2 separate regions of the Mus musculus genome follow, and region 1 is linked to region 2. Evidence: chromatin loops called from intact Hi-C (ENCODE). Cell type or tissue: heart. All regions are shown on one strand.

The links. Hi-C counts contacts between places; a loop is a spot of excess contacts. Peaks named below come from ENCODE experiments on the same cell type or tissue, not always from the same donor. Only the 100,000 strongest peaks of a DNase experiment are listed, where the experiment ranks them.
Region 1: a loop joins it to region 2, with 2.5 times the contacts of the local background. A loop is called at or near these places in 3 of 42 quality-filtered maps.

The regions. Positions count from the first base shown.
Region 1 is chr8:47,712,399-47,714,898 of GRCm38, forward strand. It overlaps Cdkn2aip (CDKN2A interacting protein), which reads right to left and starts at 1,533. Exons shown (of 3, transcript NM_172407.3): 1 at 1,122-1,533; 2 at 490-620. The coding sequence starts at 1,372. In heart, a CTCF peak has its summit at 1,045; a DNase peak (open chromatin) is centred at 1,583; H3K4me3 peaks cover 2,264 bases; H3K27ac peaks cover 1,769 bases.
Region 2 is chr8:47,989,488-47,991,987 of GRCm38, forward strand. Wwc2 (WW, C2 and coiled-coil domain containing 2) reads right to left here and starts at 1,057. Exons shown (of 23, transcript NM_133791.5): 1 at 579-1,057. The coding sequence starts at 709. In heart, a CTCF peak has its summit at 957; DNase peaks (open chromatin) are centred at 264, 1,054 and 1,624; H3K4me3 peaks cover 2,500 bases; H3K27ac peaks cover 2,500 bases.

The DNA of each region.
Region 1 (2,500 bases), 280 kb before region 2:
CCTTTCATCCCAGCATTCAGGAAGCAGAGGCAGGCATGACCCCTGAGGTTGAGGTCAGCCTGGTCTATAGAGCAAGTTCCAGGATAGGCTGGGCTACACAGAGAAACCCTATCAAAACAAAACAAAACAAGACAAACAAAAGCACAAAAAAATTCTTTTTTCAGAACCAGTAGTTTCTTTTAAAATATGGAACAACTTCATTAGTATGTTAAAACAGTATCAATTAATATGATTAGTTTTTAATATTAAATTAACAGCATCAGACATTGGACTTGAAAATCTAAAAGTTAATCAAATTCAGCACCAAAACAGACAGACAGACTCAGACAGACACACATACACACACAGTGTAGCTTTAACATTTTAACTAGATTAATACAGCATACACATTCTGGATTGTTAAAAAAAATTAGTAATGACAGCGATTCCTAATTTTATAAAGCATATTTTCTAAACTCCTATGTATGTTCACATCTATGATCTGCTAACCATTGCTACTTGATATCCCTCTTTTCTTCACCTTGGCAACCAGTTCGTCTCGTGTGGTATGGATTGGAGCATCTGTCACTTTGATGCCTTCAGCCATACTAAGAATTTTATCCATAACTTTTTGAGGGTACCTGAAAAAGAAGCAAAAGTCGCTCTCAAGAAGTGGTTTGTTTTTGTTGTTGTTATGCTTTATTTTTTTTTTTCCGAAAGTACTGGCAGCGTGAGGAATGCAGGAGTGCGCAGACTGCATTTCCTGGTCGTGATCAAAGTGTACGAACCGCGCGACAATCGAAGATGGCCCAGACGAATGCCCTAAGGGCTCGGGAGGCGGGTCTGTGCCAGGGAACCTTTAAACTCGGGGTCTCCCGGGCAGATACTGTCAGCTAAGCACCAACAACTCCATCTGCCGGGCGCATACCACCCGGACGCCCGGCAACTGTGAGGTCGGGGACAGCCCCGGACGCCCTTCCTGCTCTCCCTCCGAGGACCCACAGTGTCACACCGATTCCCGCGCTTCCCAAGCGGCCCTCCCCAGCGTCGCCGGTCCCCGCGAAAGCGCTCCCCGGCCAGCGGCAGGGGGCGTGGAGCAAAGCCCGGAAGGCTGGCTGGAGAGCGACGCTCCCTCCACTCACCGGCACCCTAGGAAGACATGGTTCGCCCAGGCCATGGAGAAGGAGACCAGCTGCTGGAGCTGCCGAGTGCGGGCTCCGCTCTCCGCGTCCGCAGTCTCGTCGGTGGCGGGGACCAGGTCCCCGGCATTGCGAAGCAGAAACTCCCGGCGGTGGCGCCAGTGTTTGTCCGTCTCGCCCTCGCAGCGCAGCGTCTCCACCCAGGCGGCTACCCGCGGGTTTTGGCTCAGGTACTCGGACACCTCCTGCGCCATGTTGGGGACCCTGCGGGACGGGGAGAGCGCAAGCGCACGGAGCCCCGGGGGCGAAGCGGCCCTGTGTCAGCGCGGCCTGCACCGGCGGCCCTCCCGAGAACGCCCCTCCAGGAGCCCAAACCCCAAACAACAGAACAAGGCGCCGACGAACCGCCCACTTCCGCCGGCCACCGCCTCGCTCCCTTTTATAACCTCGCCGCCGCCGCTGCCGCCGCGCGCACACGCGACCTTCCGGCGCGAGCGCGTCCTCCCAGGATGCTTTGCAGCGCCCAGTCGCCAGCGACTCGCTCGGCGGTCGCGCCGGCGGAGGCGGGGCCGAGGCGACTTCAGCGGCCAGCGGCCCTCCCCGCCCTCGGCGCCTAGGGGCGGCCGCTGGGGCGTTCCGCCGGCGCTTTGTGACGCCGCGCTCCGGGGGGCCGGGAGAGGGGGGCGGTGGGACAAAGCGGGCGGAGCGCGGAGACCTGGAGGCGTCCGAGTTGCCGCCCCGCCCCTCCTGCGCGTTCCGCCCTCGGACGCTCGCGGTCGCACGCGGCCAAAATAAACAAAAGCTGGCTTCCGCGCCTGCGCCCTGCCGCGAAAGCCGCTGAACCCTTGGGCCCGAGGCTCGGAAGGTCTCCGGGCGTTTGGGGACCTGCGGATGCCTTGTGGGATGGGGACAATAAAAGTACCGAGCACGGTTGTAACTTAACGACGAGCACAAGCGGCTCCTCCAGTTGGATCTAACCGGCTCTTTGAAACCAGGCCTTTGCGCTTGCGCCCCACGATCTGGCTGGGTTTCCGCGGTTTCTTAAGTTCCTGGTTCAACCCGCTTCCTCTCCCTTAACGCTTTTGGTCCCCGAACTATAAATGACCCCGTGCCAACTGGTTTTAACTGTTAATCCCGGTTGGACCAAAATGGAAATGTATCTGCTTATCTCGTCCTGGCCTCAGTCCTCAAGAGCAACTGCTTCTGCATTTGTTTTGTTTTGTTTTATGAGTTCGATTTTTTGCTTGCATGTGTGTCTGTGCTACATGTGTGGGCCTGGTGCCCTTGGAGGCAAGAGAGCAATGGCTCTCCTGGAGTTGAGTTGACCCAGGATTTTGAGCGCCCTGTGGGTGCTGGGAATTGAACCCAGCGCCCTGTGGGTG
Region 2 (2,500 bases):
CCCTCTCTCCACGTTCAGACCCTAGGACATGGTTCGGGGTGCGCCCTAGGAAAAGCTTGCAGTCAGTGCCCAGGAGCTAGGTATGTAAGGCAGGAGAGATGCCACAGGTGGCCCAGATGACTAGTAATTCACCATCACTTAGGCCTCCGGGAGGCCCCGAGCTCAGCGTGCCTCAGAGGTCGAAAGGTGCCCTCTCCCTCCATCTGACCAACTTTAAACAGCACACAGGAGGTCTAGAGAGGGGTCAAGTACCCACACACACACACCCTGAGCCGGCTAACTGGACTCAGGGTGCCAACCCAGGGCACCAATCCGGCCCTTCCCTTGGGACAGGGAGTGTCTACAAGTCCCCGAGGGGTGTGGGGAAGGCAGTGGGCAATGGGGCCCAAGAAGGGGCGCCTGGCGGGCAGATACAGCCGCGCCTAGGCCGACCGTCCCGCGCCTACCCCGGAGCCCCTCGGGGGGTGCAGGGCCGGCGACGCCCCACGCCCCCGGCGCCCTCCAGGTCTCCCAGACAACAGCCACCGCAGCACTTCCCGAGGCGGGTCCCCGCACCCGGCCGGGGCCCGGCCACCCACCTGTCCCGGGGGTCGATCCAGCTGGTCCTCCTGGTGTTGTGGTCGATGTAGAAAACCTTGCCGTCGTAGTCCCTGGCCTCCTCCCAGCCCCGGGGTAGCGGCAGCTGCCCGCTCCCGGCCCTCCTAGGCATGGTCGGCGGCCTCGCCGGCGAGCGGCGCCTCCATAGGGACCGGGCGCGGGGCGCGGCGGGAACGCGGGTGCCGGCGAGGGGCGTGCGGGGCGAGGGGCACGGCGAGCTACGCGCGGGGAAGCCTCGGGGATCCCTGCTCTCAGCCCTGCCGGAGATCAGTCCACCATGTCTGCGTCGGAACAGACGAGCGAGCCCTCCTCCTCCTCCTTGCCGCCGCTGCCTCCGCCTCTTCCTCCTCCTCCCCGTCCCCCTGTGGCCGCCGAGGGTCGCGGCGCCCAGGCTGCCCCGGCCGACGCCGTCTGGGCTCGGATCCGGGAAGCTCCGCGGAGCAACGGCCCGGCGGCGACTGGCCTGCTCATTTGCATGCGATTAGCATGCGCTCCGCCCCCGGCCCGCCCCGCGCCCGCCTCATCTGCATGCACATTCCTCGCCGCCACATTCCTGAGCTTAACCCTGCAGCTGCCGGGGCGGCCGCGGCGGGACGCGGGGCTGAGCCCGGGCGGGGGAGGGGAGCGACGAGGCCAGGTGGGAGGCGGTAGGGCGGAGGAATGCACAGCTCGCTCCCTCCTCTGCAGCCCGAGATGTCCCCTCTCCGCCAGACCCTTTGGGGATTTAGAGGGCTTTCTGGATGGAAAAAGAAGCCAAAGAAAAAAAAGTCTGCAACCTTCTCAACCTCTTTCCGTCTTCTAGGGAAACCACAAGACTTTCGAGAGGAAAGGGTGGGGAATGCTGTCCTGGGAAGAAGTCCCAACAAACAGTAAGGGCACAGAACGCCCCCACCCCCCCCACCCCCCCCCCCCCACGCCGCGCCCCGTGCCTTGGCTGTTCCCGGCGGTGGGGAAGTGTGCAAAAAGCGCTGGGAGTGTGTCCGGGGCGTGTCCGGGGCCGCGGCGCCCCCGAGCCTTCTGCTCAGTCTGGCCCTCGGTGACCTCACCAGGGCCTCGCGGGCCTAAGGGAGCAAAGTAAAGGCGGGTCCCTATCCATGAGAGCTGCGACATGTCCGCCCCAGTGGCCCACGGGGCAACTCCGGCCTGATCCTTAGAAGCGACAGGGCCACCCCGCCACTGTCGCCGCCAGTCAGCCCCGCGCGGGCCCTAGGGGTCCGAATCACCGGTGCTGCCCCGCCGGGTCAGGGGGCTGCACTGGCGGGGTCAGGGCCCTGTGCATCTGGCGTCCCCTTCTGGGTTTAAATCCAAGGGACATGGCTGCGTCCACTATCCAGTCCCTTCCTTCCAACTCTCTGTCCCGGGAAGTTCTCCACCCCAGTCCCGGACCGGGGGTGGGGGGTGGGGTGGCAGAAGGGGTTAATAATCACTCGGAAGGGGGCCAAGGCGGGAGTCAGTGGCCACACTTTGCTTGATCAAGGGTCCATCTGGTATGAGGTGTAGATCTCTCACAAACATTTATTTATTTAGCTATTAAGTGCTGATCGGCCCTGGGTAGGAGCCGGATGTCAGACTCCTAAGACGACAAAGCCTTGGCAGAGTCAAGACACTAAGCTTGCAGTGTCCCTTGTCCTCAGTCTGAGAAATAGCCTTTCGTCCTCAACCTTTACAGCCTGCTGTGCATTGCCAACCTTGTCAATATTCTCCCAGGCCTCTAAGCAGATGCTTTTGAAATGGCAGATTTTAGGAAGAAAGGCCCCAGAGCTCAATCCTTCACCTCTTGGTCTGAATTCCCTTAACCAGACCTGCCAATGTAATAACTTCAGGACCTAGCATTGGGCAGGACATTTTCTGTGCCTGGGCATTTGCTGAAGTTGTGAATAGAACTAGACAGTAAGAACCAAGC